Linked DNA regions of Homo sapiens: region 2 is linked to region 1. A link is an interaction called in ENCODE POLR2A ChIA-PET data of the cell type or tissue named here. Cell type or tissue: OCI-LY7. All regions are shown on one strand. Links, peaks and the distances in the headings refer to the core of each region. The heading gives the core; the rest is flanking DNA.

The links. ChIA-PET counts read pairs that join two places held together with the same protein. Peaks named below come from ENCODE experiments on the same cell type or tissue, not always from the same donor. Only the 100,000 strongest peaks of a DNase experiment are listed, where the experiment ranks them.
Region 2: POLR2A ChIA-PET joins it to region 1 with 6 read pairs; 2 of 35 experiments call an interaction of 5 or more read pairs at or near these places.

What each region holds. Positions count from the first base shown.
Region 1 is chr14:95,944,819-95,953,830 of GRCh38, reverse strand. No RefSeq gene overlaps it. Among named protein-coding and RNA genes, the nearest start is that of TUNAR, 72 kb to the right of the region's middle. RefSeq lists enhancers at 4,340-5,189, 5,190-6,038, 6,039-6,888. In OCI-LY7, for the core only: no CTCF peak of the experiment used is centred there; no DNase peak of the experiment used is centred there.
Region 2 is chr14:95,736,617-95,744,158 of GRCh38, reverse strand. All of the region lies in intron 2 of LOC107984703 (a long non-coding RNA gene), which reads right to left. Among named protein-coding and RNA genes, the nearest start is that of TCL1A, 26 kb to the right of the region's middle. In OCI-LY7, for the core only: no CTCF peak of the experiment used is centred there; no DNase peak of the experiment used is centred there; H3K4me3 peaks cover 605 bases; H3K27ac peaks cover 432 bases.

The DNA.
Region 1 (9,012 bases), core at 3,780-8,779:
TGAAATGGTGATACCAGCTCTAAGCTGCAGGCACTTTCTCCACCATTGACAAGGTGGTCTTCCCAGGGGAGGTGTTCCTTGGCCTGGGCCTATGGGGATGTGCCTGGGAGGATTTGGATTTACAGATAAGTTAAACCCGTGTACGCTAAGCATCTCCTCTGTGCTTGGCCCTGGACTGGGTTGTGGGGACACAGATGAGTTATGTCCAGCCCCTTCCTCCAAGGAGCCCAGAGTCCAGGCAGCGTGGCAGCATCCCAGGTGCAGCACGCAGTGTGAATCATGAGATCCTGCCTGCCTGAGTACCTGGGCTTAGCTTGGTGCTGGAAAATACCCTCTGATCTCTGGGCCTGTGTCCTCACCTGTAAGGGGACAGGCTAGACTTCACCACCTCTCAGGCCCTCCTGGATCTCATACCTTTGAATCTTTGTATTGTGTTTTCTGGAACCAGAAGCAATAGTCGCTGTCCTTGGTACTGACTGGTAAAGGAGTGCTGAAATCAGGATGGGGGTTTCTGGGAATTTGGAAGCCCCAACATCTATCTCGATGCTCCCTGATACTCCCCACCCCAATCAGCTGATCTCTTCTTAGCCAAGCATCCTAATGGCTGGGATGGGCAAGAGGTGGGCGCTGGAGGGTGAGTGAGAGGTGGTGGCTCTCCCCTTGCCCATCAGAAGAGGACGGCAGGTCCAGGACTTGTTTCTCCTGTTTGTGCAGAGAAGCCTGGGGGCCTGAGGCTGAGGAGGCTGGGGTTGGATCAGAGCATTCAGCTTAGGAAGACCCATGATGGCTCAATCTGATTCTCTGTGCCTCAGATTATTTTCCTGCACACGAAGTGGCAACAGTAGGTTTAGAACTTCAGTCTCCTGATGGCACTGAGGTTAACTCCTTGCCTAACCCCAATCTCACCTCTTAATCACCCCCTCCATATCCTGCTGTGAAACAATACTGCTCCACAGCTCTGCGTGAGCTACAATTCAGGTGTCTACAAATTGGAGCAATGTACAAGATCGGAGGCTTGGATTATCAGGTCCCATACATGATGCCTTCTGGAGCTTCTCAGCCCACCCCCCAGACCTTGCTGTGTTTGTACTTTAGAAATTTCAGTTTTGTTTCCATATTATGCAAGTATTACCTGGGGGAGCAGGGAGACGTTACATGTAATTATGGTGAATCATTTAGCAAACAATTAGGGGACAGAGAACAAACAAGTCACTGTTTCCAAAACCCCTCTTTAATCACTTTGCACATCCTCAGAACCCAGAGCAAATATTAAGATAATTAATCACTGCCAACCTGTCACTCATAAGGACCTCACTTCCAATTAATTATGTGCTGTTGGTCTTCAGTCCAGGAGCAGACTGAAATTTTGTTCAAGGTCATACTCTGAATTCTGGATCCCCTCTCTGTGGGCAGAGATTCAAGTCAGTTCTGATGCTTTCCCTAGGATTATCTGTCCCCAGCCTGGCTGCCATCAACAATGAATTCTGCACAATCTCTCTGTTTCATCCAAGTTCTTCTGCACGACCTTTATGTAACCTTCCATTCTTGGAGAAGGAGGGAGGGACTTTCCAACAATTTCACAAAGATTGGGTTACAGATAGGCTGCTTGAACGTTTAGGTGAGGCTGGGAGATTTACCAGCATTTGGAAGTAGGGTGAGGTGATGCCAGATCATAGAAAGCAGATGGCTTCTGGGTGGGGCAGTTTCGGAGAGCCAAGGATACAGGGGAGACCCCGGGGCTGGTTGCATGTGCTGAGGACTCACCAGCATTTTCCTGGGGTCTGGCACATGGTGAGAGCAGCTAAGTGTTAGTTTGGGTAGATGGACAATGAATTATTAAAACTTTATGCTTCTGTTCTCAGCACAGAACAGGTGTAAAATGAATCAAACTCCTACTCTGCCTTCACAGCTCAGTTCATGTGCTCATATGTTACCTCCTTGAGGAGCTTTTGGAGATACCCTTTGCTGCACTGGGGGCCCTCCCTGAACTTCCACATGCCCCTCCACCTCTACCACAGCTCAGATCCTCATGTTTAATTTCATTTATAATAGTACAATTTAAGTAAAGTAATGCATATTAAACTTTAGTTGAGGCTTTTTGAAGATGAAAGATTGAACACATGTTTTTAGCTTTACTCCTTCCTGAAACCCCATCCAAATGACAACAAAGGAATTTTTAAGAAGGCTTAGACCCTTAAGGCCAAAGAGAGAAGGAGAGGAGGGAGCAGCAGATGTGGAATCTGCAATTGCAGGCTGGAAAGCAGATGGATGCGTGGTAACTGACTGAGCAGATTGGAGGCATTAAATCCTAAGTCAAAATGGGGATGAGAAGCAATGGATGAGCATCACCGAACGCCTTACAGGCTCTGGACCTGGTGGCACGGTAGTTTTGGAAGTGGAAGTGATTTGGGGCTAGAAACAGAAGGATTGGTTGAAAGTTCAAAAAGCAGTTAGACTTCCAGCTTCCTCAGCCACTTCATGCTACTGGGCATGCCCCTTTCCCACTCCAGCAGAGGGGTGGGAACCTTATTCCCGGGAGAAGATAAAGAGAGAGGCTCTGGGCTTGGGGTACCAAGGGCACAATGCTGGAAAACGCTACATCCTGGAGGCCCGAGAAGTACCAAGGGCAGTCAGTGGAAGGGTCTGTCTTGGGTGGAGGTAGCAAAGTCACATTTTGTCTGTAGAGAACTTCCCAAAAATTATACAACTGGTGAAAAGTCAGTGTGTCGCTTCACACTCACTAGGCTGGCTATTATTTAAAAAAAAAAAAAAAATACAGAAGCTGGGCGCGGTGGCTCACGCCTGTAATCCCAGCACTTTGGGAGGCTGAGGCGGGCGGATCATGAGGTCAGGAGATCGAGACCATCCTGGCTAACATGGTGAAACCCCATCTCTAATAAAAATACAAAAAATTAGCCGGGCGTGGTGGCGGATGCCTATAGTCCCAGCTACTCGGGAGGCTGAGGCAGGAGAATGACATGAACCCGGAAGGCAGAGCTTGCAGTGTGCCGAGATTGTTGCCACTGCACTCCAGCCTGGGTGACAGAGCGAGACTCCGTCTCAAAAAAAAAAAAAAAAAATACAGAAAATAACAAGTGTTAGCAAGGACATGGAGAAATCAGAATCCTTGTGCATTGCTGGTGGGAATGTAAAATGCTGCAACTGCTGTGGAAAAGAACATGGTGACTCCTCAAACAATTAAACATAGGATTACTATATAGTACAGAAATTCTACTTTTGGGTATATACCCGAAAGACGTGGAAGCAGGGATTCACAGAGATATTTGTATACCTATGTGCATAGTAGTGGTTACTCACAATAGCCAGGAATGGGAGCAACCCAAGAGCCCATAAATAAAATGTGGTGTACACATACAAGTGGTGTACACATAAAACGGGTTATTATTCAGCCTTAAAAAGGAAGGATATTCTGACACATGCTGCGACATGGATGAACCTTGAAGAATTACGCTAAGTGAAACAAGCCAGTCACAAAAGGACAGATAGTGTAGGATTCCACTTATGTGAGATACCTAGAGTAGTCAAAATTGTAGAGACAGAAAGTAGAGAGGAGGTTATCAGGAACTAGGGAGAGATGAAAAGGGGGAGTTAGTGTATTAATGGGTACAGGGTTTTGTTTGCAATGAAGAAAAAGTTCTGGAGATCGATGGTGGTGATTCACCGCAGTATGAATGTACTTAGAGCCACTGAACTGTACACTTAAAAATGGTGAAAATGCCCGTAATCCCAGCACTTTGGGAAGCAGAGATGGGAGGATAACTAGGCGCCAGGGGTTTGAGACCAGCCAAAGCAACAAAGTAAGATCCTGTCTCTACAAAAAATAAAAATATTGGCCAGGTGCGGTGGCTCATGTCTGTAATCCCAGCATTTTGGGAGCCCCAGGCAGGCAGACCATGAGGTCAGGAGTTCGAGACCAGCCTGGCCAACATGGTGTGAAACCCTGTCTCTACTAAAAATACAAAAAAAAAAAGAAAAAAAAAATTAGCCAGGCATGGTGGCGTGCGCCTGTAATCCCAGCTACACAGAAGGCTGAGGCAGGAGAATTGCTTGAACCCAGGAGGCAGAGGTTGCAGTGAGCCAAGATTGTGCCACTGCACTCCAGCCTGGGCAATGGAGTGAGACTTTGTCAAAAAAAATAAAAATAAAAAACAAAAAATAAATTAGCTGAAAGTGGTGGCATATGCCTGTAGTCCCAGCTACTCAGGGGGGTGAGGCAGGAAGATCACTTGTGCCCAGGAATTTGGAGTTGCAGTGAGCTATGATTGCACCACTGAACTCGAGTCTGAAGAACAGAACAAAACTTCATCTCCAGAAACAGAAATGGTTATAATGATAAATTTTATGTTATGTACATTTTACAACAATAAAAAGCCAAGTTTTTTTATTATCACCATGTGCTGGTAATTCTGAACAATATTGTGATAAAGTATTCCTCCCTGAAAAATATCTTGTTGGTCTATATTCTAAATAACTGTGTGGTTACTCTTGAGTTTCAATAATACAGATGTCAGCTGGGCACACTCACACCTGTAATGCCACCACTTTGAGAGGCTAAGGTGGGAGGATTGCTTGAGCCCAGGAGTTCAAGACTAGCTTGGTCAACATAGCGAGACCCCTATCTTTACAAAATAAATAAATAAATAAAATAAAATAGCTGGGCTTGGTGGCACATGTCTGTAGTCCCAGCTGCTCAGGCGGCTGAGGTGGGAGGATGACTAGAAATCAGGAGTTTGAGGCTGCAGTGAGCCATGATTGGGCTACTGCACTCCAGCCTGAGTGACACAGCAAAACCCTTTTTCAAAAAATAAAAAAGTATGTATAGATGTACGCTTCAAAACAGCACATTTTATTACTGACCCTTTAATAAGCATTTTATTCTACATGGAAGTTATTTGCAAGAACCCCAGCATATGAGGACTCAGCACATGCATTTGGTTGAGAGGAGATGGCTAACACTTCAGATCTTGTGCAGCTTCCTTGGTTGTGACCTGGGTCCAATCCCTGGGGTGCGGCAAATTCCTGCATTTGTAAAGAAGATTGCAACAATGAGAGATTGTGAATGCAAAGACAAAGAAGTAGAATTTGCATTATTTCACGCTTGGCATTCCATGTGACTGCTTGGAATTTCATGAATGCTTAAAATTTAAATCAGTAAATCAGAGTGTGAACTGAGTGCAGTACTTTGGTTTGGCAAATGCAGATTTTAGTTCTTACATAAAATACTTTACTGAATCTGCATAATATAATTAAAATGAAAATTTATCCATCTGTTATGTTAACAGTTTGTTTTAAAACTAAAGAAGAAATAAAGAAGTGATTAATGCTGATTCTTACATGATTATTACTGGGAATAATTTTTTCGTATAGAGGAGGGGGTTGTAAATAGGGTCTGCTCTGGAAGAGCGCTGGACTCTGCTAAAAGTTGAAAATGCTGATCATGGACAATGAATTCTGCACAGTCTATTGACATCCAGAAAGAGATTAGGAGTCTTTTGTAGGAAATTTCACTAACTAAAAAGAAAAGTGTCAAAGATACCAAGATCTGGAATTGCCTAAGGAAATAGTCAGTCAGATCACCCAACATAACTACAGATAACAAGCTCCCCCAGCCACCTTGCCCAGATAGCTAGTTACCTTCTCAATAACTAGTTGTAAATACTACTGAACAGCTAAGACATGTTGGGAATGCACTTAACACAAAAGCTATCAAAACAAACAAAAAGCTACTTGACTGTAATCCCAGCACTGTGGGAGGCCGAGATGGGCAGATTATTTGAGGTTAGGAGTTCAAGACCAGCCTGACCAACATGGTGAAACCCGTCTCTAGTAAAACTACAAAAAAATTAGCCAGCGTGGTGGCACATGCCTGTAGATTGCACCACTGCACTCCAGCCTGGGCAACAGAGCAAGACTCTGTCTCAAAAAAAAAAAAAAAAAAAAAAAAGCGACTTGAAAGAAGCAGAAGCTATTCCGGTAGACTGAACTTCACGTACATTATTCTTACTATTCTTAACAATTAATATTATTAATATATTCTTTTATAGAGAAGAATGCTTCAAAAAAAAAGAATATGCTATAAAAAGGACTATTCCAAGACCAAAAAAAATCTTGAAAATTAAAAAAAAGATAGCAGAAATTTAAAAAATCAATTAAAAGGTAGCAAGATAGACCAGAAACAGTGGCTTTTGCCTGTAATCCCAGCACTATGAGAGGTTAAGGTGGGCAGATCACTTGAGCCCAGAAGTTTAAGACCAGCCTGAGCAACATAGCAAGACCCTGTCTCTGCAAAAAAAAAAAAAAAAAAAAATTAGCCAGGCGTGGTGGTGTATGCCTGTAGTCCCAGGTACTTGGGAGGTTGAAGTAGGAGAATCACCTGAGCTTGGGAGATTGAGGCTGCAGTGAGCAGTGAGCATTGATTGTGCCACCACACTCTAGCCCAGGTGGCAAAGTGAGACCCTGTCTCAAAAAAAGAAAAAAAAAGAAAAGTAGCCAGATAAAGTTGAAAAATCTCATGGAAAGTACAGTGAGAGACAAAGAGATGAGAAAATGGGAGCTAAATGATGAGAAGATGTGAGGACCAGATTAGGACATTCAATATCCAAGTAAAAGCAGCTGCAAAGAAGGAGAAGAGAAGAAAGAGAAAGGAAGAATTCACCCATAAAGAATTCAAGTTGCTTTCCTGGAACTGAAGGAGCCAAGTTGCTGGTCTGGAAAGACTCACTGAGCACAGAGCAAGGGAGGACAACAGACCCACCCACAGGAGGCACATGGCCATGAGCTTTCAGGATGCGGGGGGGAAGGAGGAATTCCATTTTCTTTCCAAAGGGAGAAAAGGCTTGTGAACTCCAGCACTGCATGACACAAAAGACAGGGGAGCAGAGCCTTCCAGACTCTGAAGGAAAATGATTCCATCTAGAATTTTGTGTCCAGCCAGACTCTTGCTAAAGTGTGAGGATAGATGAAAGACAGGTTTAGAATTTCCATCTTACTTTCAGATTTATTCTTTTTTTTTTTTTTTTGTAGAGACAAGGTCTTGCTATGTTTCCCAGGCTGGTTTTGAACTCCTGGGTTCAAGCAATCTACCCACTTCAGCCTCTCAAAGTGCTGGGATTACAGGCGTAATCCCACCCTTCAGTGGGAAACTACTGGAGGATGTGCTACAGCAAGATGAGGGTGAGTCAAAGGAGATCCAGGCATGAAAAACAGGAAAGAGGGGGTGCAACAGAGGAAGACCCCCAGATGATAGTAAGGAAAATCCCAAGAGGTCAGCTGCACAGCAGGTGGAGAGAGCCCAGCCCAGATTGGAAAAGGTCAGAAGGAGCCAGGAGAAGTTTCTGTAAGATGCAGTGCAATTGTGAGACTGCCTAGTGTGTCTGCACACATTGGGAGAAGATTTACATACCAGGAGAGTTCAGAATAGAATAGTGATAAGCACATAAAAAACGAAACAAACAACCTGAGAGTGGGATATGTAGATTTTTATCTTGAACCAATTTTTAAAGCTTTATTAAGGTATAATTTACATGTTATAAACTGCACATATTTGACATACACAATTGGACAAATTCTGACATACAGATGAAGCTGTGAAACCATGTCCTTTTATAATCCCTCTCCTCATCCTTCCCAGGCGTCCAGGTAACCATTTATTTATTTTGCCCTATAATATATATGTTTACCTTTTCTGGAATTTTATATGATTGGATCATAAAGTGTTTACTCCTCTTATTTTCTGGTTTTATTTGTCTTGTGTAATTACTTTGAGATTTATTAATAATGTATGAGTAGTTCAGCCTTTTCTTTTTCTGAGTACTCTTCTGATGTTTGAATATGCCACTATTAATTTATCCATTCATTTGTTTATTTTCAGCTTTTAGCTATCATACATAAAGCCCATGAACAAACAGACAAATAAAAAACTAAATAAACAGGGTATGAGAGAGGGACAATGATTGACTCCAGATATATGAGTACAGGTTTGATAAGAATGACACTAAGATGGGATTAGATGTTGGAGAGATTGATTGGGGGAAACACCTTTGAAGGATCTAGTGGGAAAGCCCAGACACAGGCAGCGGCACTTGTAGAAGTCAGTGCAGGGCTGGCCCCTGTGCAGGAGGGAGGGAAGGGAGGAAGATGAGGTGGGGACAGCCCAGGCTGCAATGCAATTTCCAGAAAGGAGCAGCCAGGACAACAGGGGAGTCTCCAACCCAAGAGGCCAATTGGAGAAGTTGCATGTCTTGCAGGAATGGACCTGTGCTCAGTCACTGGGCCACAGGGATGTGGCCTTGTTGTGAAGGTAATGATGGGCCCAGAGGGGCAGCAGCTGAGCTGTTAGTCTATTATACTCCCTTCAGAAAGACACTGGAGGGGTGCATTTTGTGGCCACCACACCACACTACATGGCTTATCTAGGTAGAATATTCACATAGTCATGATCATGCAAAGCTGCTGATCTAAATAAAATGACCACATGACCCTGTTGGAAGGATGAAGGCAGGAAGTGTCTGTGGTGGATATAGGAGCTAAGGAAAGAGGGTTAAATTCCATAGTAGGAAGTCAATAGAGAAAGCCTCCAAGTCAGTCACCCTAATAAATAGATTATCTATAGATATGGTGAATCTGAAACGGACCAACAAAAAGAATAAAAAAGGATTACCTGTGGGGAGCAGAAAGTGAGAGAAGGGAGCAGAGGGTGGAGATGGAAGAAAGTATAATGGATGTATAAATGAAAACTAGATTTAGCGAGTGTGGTCAAGCACCTGACACATAGTAAGTACTGTGTACATGTCGTCATGATGAAGACGATGGAGTGCTGACCCATAGTTGGTCTTCGTGCAGTCTTTGTCATATTCTCTCTTTTAAGGGTGAGCTATTAGCAATGGGTGCTTATTTTAAGTGTTCCTTATTTAGTAACTAGAGCCTTTTAGCATCTATCTGCCTCTCAAACCAGCCACCTTATGGGAGCCAGGACTGCTGTTTTATTCCACA
Region 2 (7,542 bases), core at 2,543-7,542, 210 kb after region 1:
ATGGATGTCCCTGCTCAAATAGAGATAGCAAATTCACCCTTCCTCTACCTTCTTGTTCTGTTTGGGCCCTGGACAGATTGGATGGTGCCCACCCACATTGGTGAAGGCAATTTTCTTTATTGATTCAAATGAGAATCTCTCCAGAAACAACCTTCCAGACACACCTACACCCAGAAATAATATTTAACCAGCTATCTGGGCATGGCTTAGCCCAGTCAAGTCAACACATAAAATTAGCCATCATACCCACAATGGACTGAGACATCAATTTGCATTTGTTAATCTACTGGAACTTGGGACTTTAGTTGTTACAGCAGCTGATGTTACCTATATGAACTAACATAAGTTTTGTGCCCAGGCCATCATCTTAAGTGGAGCTGACTCTCCTTTGTGTCTGCCTTATATGTTATAGAGACCTTTATCTCAACACATGGGAGATTTTGATGCACTAATGCATTTACTCTTTGTCTCTCTACGGGGGTTGCCACAGACTTACTTGACAGAAGAGACTTAGGGATGGCAGTTAGACTAAGAGGGGGTGCTAGGAGATTTGTCTTGAGGCTATAACTGCCCAGAAAGAGTACTGTTGCACTCCTGATATAAAAATAAAAGAGTTTCTAGAGTGGTTTTGACACACTGCATAAGAATGAGAAAATGGCAATTGCTCCATTTCAAAGAAAGCGTAAGGAGTTCCCCTACCAACTTGCTGAAGAATAACTGGGTTGAATCTAGGGTCTGCCTTTGACCATTGGTGATGTTAGATAAGTTACTTAATCGTGTTCATCCTGCTTCTTCATCTGTAAAAATGGGGGTAGTGAGAGCACCTGCTTCATAGAGTTAGGATTAAATAAGATGATGCATGAAGAATGCCTCCTCTAGCTTCTGGCACCCAACGCCAGGCATCCTGATTATTATTATCTCCAAATCCCCAGTGCTTAACCACAGTGCCCAAAAGCATGGTAAGTGTTTGCTGAGAGAATGAATAACTGAATTTTTAAAATCATCCAAGTCAGAGGAAGATAAGAGGAAAGATATTGCTCATCCAATGCTGATTCAGCTATCATAATTAATTTCAGAGATACATTTTGCTGGCATCTTTTCCACAAGGATTCTCCCCTAGATTTAATTAGGAAGGCAAAGTCAACATCCTGCCAAGGTACTTATACTTTTTTATGCTCCTCTTAAAAAATAAATAAATAAATAAATTAAACAAAAAAAAAACTGTGATGCTATTTAGTGCAATGAAAGGTGTTGTCCAGGGTCCTCACTGTAGCAGTGCACATTGCATTGAAGAGCCAGCCAGCTGTGCTACCTACCTTTGCAGACAGAAAAGGGAAAGGGCCCTGGGGATCTAAGAGCCAATGCAAGGTCAGAAGACAGAACAATGGGGCTCAAAGGCTACTAAAAACAACAACCTTAGGAATCATCTCAAGTCATAGATGGGGAAGCTAAGACCCTGGGAGGCGCCAGCCAAATTGCCCAAGATTACAAGCCAGGAAGCAATAGGTGTGATTCCAATGGCTTCTCTCTTAAGCACCTCCAGAGGGTTTGGGTGGGTACATTTTGATTCTTCTTAAGCATCCTCTCCATCCTCTGCCCCCAGGATCTGGTGCAGAGTAATTTCTTCTGGCTCCTCCAGAGGTAGATATGGGTATCTGAGGGCAGTGGACACAGTCTGGACCCCTTATGCCACACTGGAAGGCAACTGGACCAAGGAGCTGAGTAAGACTCACAGCAAATGCATCCACTCTTCCAGGAAAAATAGGCTCCAAGTCCTTGGAAGAGTAGTCAGATGTGTCAGCTCCATCTGCAGAGAGTAGTAAAATCAATAATATCCTTTGGGGTCAAATTGGGGTTACAGTACATTTTAGGGTCCCCTTGGGGTCAAATTGCCTGCAGAATAACTCAGAGGGTGGGGTGGAGGTGGGGGTGGGAGTTAGGACAACAAAAATCTTGCTTGATGAGCTGCTATGGGCAATATGTCCCACCAATCCAATCCCAATCCAACATCCAGCCCAATGCCCATTCATCCAGAGTGGCCACACATGCTGGAGGTTAAAGCACAACTCTGAGGGCTAGACTGCCTAGGCTGGAATCTCTGTTCTCTTGCTTACCTGTAGGACTGTGGGCAAGTCACTTACCTGTGCATGACTCAGTACCCTCCCCTATAAAATAGAGATATTAATTGTCCGCAACTCATAGGGCTGCTGAGAGGATTACATGCAGCCTAGCTCCTTGTGCATACCACCCTCTCCAACACACACACACACACGCACACACACACACACACACACTATCATGATTACTGTTTCTGAACCATCTCTTCTGGGTCTGGCACTGATCTCAGCACTTCAGAGAATACAAAGATGAACGGTTCGGTCTCTGGACTAAGACAAGCATCAGAGGACTCTAATGTTAGAGTCCTGAGTGAGTGGGGCCCCAGACAGGCTCACACTGTGTGTTTTGGTCAAAGGAGGGTGTTGAGCCTGGTGGTCAAGAGCCAGGGCCGGCAGCTCATGGTTGTGGGTTCCGTGCACAGCTGGCCTGGGCAGAGGGGATCCCAAGGAGAAAGGTGGCAGGTGGCAGGTGTGGAGGCTGGAGGAAGTATGCTGAGAGCTGGATGACAGGGAGTGTGGCTCAAAAGGCTGATTCCAGAGCCTCTTTGGAGGGCAGGTTTTAAAAGGGGAGGGCTCCGTGTAGAGGAGCATGAGTGTCTCCCACGTGGTAGCTTTGCCTGCCTTGCCTGCCTTGCAGTTTACAGTGTTCATTTGATCTCACAACAGCCTCGGGGCAAGGCTGAGTGATGTCTCATATTTCAGACGTGACTTCTCAATGCCCTGTACACTAGGCCTCTTCCTCAGCACTCAGCCTAAGGTAACACATCCAATCCTCCTGACTGCCCTTATCAACATCTCCTATCTACAGAGGGGAAACCAAGCAGTGAGACGTTAGGTGCTTTGTCCAAGGCCCCTCAGCTAGTGGAGGAGTCAGTCCCACATGAAGCTGACTCCACAGTCCACACCTTTAACCAATAAGCCAAACAGGAAAAGTGGGGCTCAGAGCCAGGAAATGAGTCCTCAGGGCCTCTGCTGTGAGCAGGCTGAAAAGACAGACCTCAAACTCCATCCTCAGAGGTAGGGACAGTGTCCTCCCGCCACACCCTTGTCCCCCTGGTTCTTGGGGTGATTCTGTGGGCTTGTCTATTTCATGGTCTCACTTCAGGCCTGGCCCACCTGCCCTGGGCCAGGCTCTCTACTCCCACTTTTGACTCACATATCTTCAAATATCCTCAGCTCTCTAGAATGTAGCTTCTGTCACAAGCTTCTGTCACCATCTCCCATGGCCGGCCCAGGAGATGTGGTCTAAAGGAAACAAACCTTTCCCTCCATGTCCAGAATCAGGGTGAAGATCATAGTGGACATTGGTATGAGCGGCAAATGCTTTTAACTGTGAGGAATCCTTTTGCCCCCCTATAGCCTAAAATAAATCTTTACAGAAGGAGGAAATTACCGAAGGTAAAATTGAGTCTGTATAGTGGTACCTGACTCACTTGAGGACAGTGCTGGAATGCCAATGGGCCCAGGCCTTTCTGGTCATCCTTCTTCCAAAGCAGAGTGCAGAAGGGAGATTTACTAGCCATCAGCTGCCCAGTGGCCGGCAGTGGCCCCACTGCTGATCCTCTGAATGATCTGGGTAAAGATGCTTCACCTTTCTGTGCTTTTGTTTCCTCTTCCATCAAATAAAGATGACAACGATGACTCCTGCCTTGTATTATTAGTATCAATTAAACCATATTTGTAAATGCCTTTGCAAAAATGGCACTAACTATATACAAAGGAGTGTCATTATAACCAACTCATGGCTGATCTGCCCCCTCCAACTCATCAGATCCAGTATCTACTTCCTTTGATCATTCCAAAGGGTTTAAACAGTTTGCATCTTGGCTGTACCACCTACTAGCTTATGACTCTGGACAATGTATCACCATGTCCTCATCTGTGAACTGGGGATAATATTAACTCCTGATAGGATGGCTGTGAGAATTAAATGAGAGAATTTACAGTAAAGCATATACTTAAAGCAGTGCCCCGTAAAAGTAAATAGATATTTATATTCACAGCAATTAGCAGCAACGGCACTCTCCCCACCTTGCTGTGTAACTTGTGTTTAAATGTCCTCCTTCCAAGATTGTGGGCTTCTCAAGTTCAGGTATCATTTTATATTTTAGTACATTCATCTCTGAACTGGATGTTGGATCACTCTCACACAGCTCTCTGAGATGGAGTCCACCGCTCTTGCCCTCTACGCCATCTCTTTCCAGCCACTGCTGTGATGGCCTGTTCCACCGAGCTTCAACTGGCTTTGCGCAGGTGCCATTTGGCAGTGCCTTTTCTCAGGTTAGGGCTGTATGTCTCTTGTGCCCTACCCCTGGGCTTCTCTCAGGGTGTCACACTCCTGGGCCCTCAGATCCATGCAATCAAAAGTGTAGGATGTTAACTCTATGGGCAGCTTTGGGCCAACAGGGATAGGAGCTAATGCCTTCCTTCCACTTTCATCATCTGAGGACAGTCCTGAGATGCGTTTCATAAAGTGACTCAGAAGTTCCATGGGATTGAGCAACCAGTCACTCATGGTGGTGGCCAGTTGAATAATGTCTCCTTGCCTTGGGTCTCTCCTTCCCATTTCACCTCCCAAGGCCCTCATTCCTGATTTCTGGCATTACATTCTCAACTAAACAACCCCACTGTGAACTTTTCTCTCAGGTTCTGTGGCTGGGGTGCTGGGGGGCCAGGGGTAGGGGATGGTGGGGGCAGGTTAAGAAAACCTGCTTCTCTCACTATGCTCCCATTACAGTAAATAGCATCCCCAACCACACTGTTTCCAGGAAAGCATCTGGGAAGAAAATCTACTCCTCCTTTCCCTTCTTCATCCCCCTGCCTAGCCCTCAACCACACACTCACACACACACAACAATCAGCTGATTTTCTTCCCATTGATTTTACTCAACTTCCCGTTGAGTCAACCTTACTTCCTGTTGATTTGACTTTATTTCCTGCAGACTCTTCTTTACTTCCTATTGATTCAACCTTACTTCCTGTTGATTTGACTTTACTTCCTGTAGATTATTCTTTACTTCCTATTGATTCTACTTCCTTAATAGTTTTTTCAGCAGCTCATTTCTTACCTCCCGGCTGCCACTGCCTTTGTTTGAACCACCATCGTCCCTCTCTCAGGACACAACAACCATCCTGATGGTCTCTCTGCCTCCAGCACTCTACAAGGCCAGATCTCAGAGAAACTTGTATAGTCTGCCCTGGAGCTGGCACTTTATCCCCAGGGCAGTGCCCTGTTCAGATTCCTGTTGTAGAAGATCTTACTTGGTAGAGGGCATGATAAGAAGAGTCTAGGTACAGGGAGATAATTTAGCCTAAATAATTTAGCATAATTAAGTCTAATATGAGGCTGCTACCAGGAGACCAGGAAAGAGGTGGTACAATCCCAAGGAGCAGCAAATTTGGCAGTAAAGGTTTTGAGTTCATTCTCCATCTCCTGTATCCTGGGATTCCTGTAACTCATGACATTGCACCTCCAGGATTTCAGCAGGAGGGAGCAACCTTGCAGAGTCTGACAAAGCAAGCACATTTGGCATGGGGGACACACAAACCCACTGTGAGCCAGCTTCTTGTCCTCAAATAAAAGTGCTGCTTCATCTCTAGGCAGGGCATGGAGCAGCCAAAGGGAATTAAGTAATAAACTGCATAATGACCATAGACCCACTCCACTTCTCTCTGTGAATCATCCCAGCACCAACACCCTCAGCCTTTGTGCTGATGAACAACTGTTCCAATCTGGAGAGCGGAAGCCTGAAGTTAGCTGTTTATATATTTATCAATGTCACCCACAGGTTCTTGGAGGTGGGAGATCTAGAAAAGGCTTGCTATGGTTAAACCCGATATACAATACACTGTTTATTTAGGGACTAATAAAGGCTGTCTAGGGTTCTTTTTTTCCACACTAACAGTTTCATGCCAACCATCATATTTAACACTCATAACCCTCTGAAGAGGCATTATTTTTCATTTTACAGATGCAGAAACTGCAGCTCAGAGAAGTGAGTAACTTTATTAGGCTCACAGAGGAAAGTATGCTTCTCTCTGTACCTACCACATCACACTGAAATTTCTTTTTAATCATTTTCTTCAAAATTACACGAGGCTGGTCAGAAATTTCCCTGCATCGAAAGAACCAGTTATAATCATCAACCTATTTTTCAAAGGTTATTTTTTTACATAGAGCCAAAGGGCTTCTTCCCTTCATCAAAAGCCCTCAAGGCTGTTTAAATGCTCCTATCCAAGAAGACCCCTGGGACCTCTCCAGGCCACACCAACCACTTCTACTCCAAACTTTCATAGCATCTAAGCCTGTGTTCATCCTGTTTTGTTTTGTTTTTTTTTTTTGGTGTGTGTGTGTGTGTGTGTGTGTGTGTGTGTGTGTGTGTGGCTTTCTTCTTTCTTTTTTTTTTTTTTTTTTTTTTGAGTCAGAGTCTCATTCACTCAGGAAGCCAAGGCTGGAGTGCAGTGGTGAAATCATAGTTCACTGTAGCCTCGAAATCCTGGGCTTAAGTGATCTTCCTGCCTCAGCCTTTCCAGTAGCTAGGACTACAGGCATACACCACTATGCCTGGCTAAGTTCCTTTTTTTTTTTAGACAGAGTCTCACTTGTCGCCCAGGCTGGAGTGCAATGGCACACAATCTCTGCTCACTGCAACCTCCGCCACCCAGGTTCAAATGATTCTCCTGCCTCAGCCTTCCAGGTAGCTGGGATTACAGGCATGAACACCACACCCGACTAATTTTATATTTTTAGTAGAGATGGGGTTTCACCATGTTGGTTAGGCTGGTCTTGAACTCCTGACCTCAAGTGATCCACCCACCTCGGCCTCCCAAAGCACTGGGATTACAGGCATGAGCCATCGTGTCCAGCCTTTTTTTTTTTTTTTAATTTTGTAGAGATGGGGTCTCACTCAGACTGTTCTCAAACTTCTGGCCTCAAGCAATCCTCCCTCCTCAGCCTCCTAAAGTGCTAGGATCACAGGCATGAGCCAACACACCTGGCCCCTTTGGTTCTTGATGGTCAGCATTTCAGACAACTTCTCTTTATTATTTAACTGCTCATCATGACACACCATTAAAAGGATGAAAAGGCAACCCACGAAGTAGTATAAGATATTTGCAGTACATGTGTCAAAGACTATTATTCAGAATATATAAAGAACTTCTACAAATCAACATGAAAAGACAAACAACCCAATACATAAGTGGGCAAAGTACTCAGAAGCTTCACCAAAGACATTAATTTTAATGTTGATAATAAAAACCCTTTAACTGAAGTATAATAGACACACAGCAAAGTGCAAGTATTTTGAGTATGCAGCATGGTGAATGTTCACAAATGCACCTGTGTGACCAGCACCCAGCTCAAGAAAGGAGATCATAACTAACACCTCCATTATCCTTCAACGTATACCCCCTTCCAGCTACC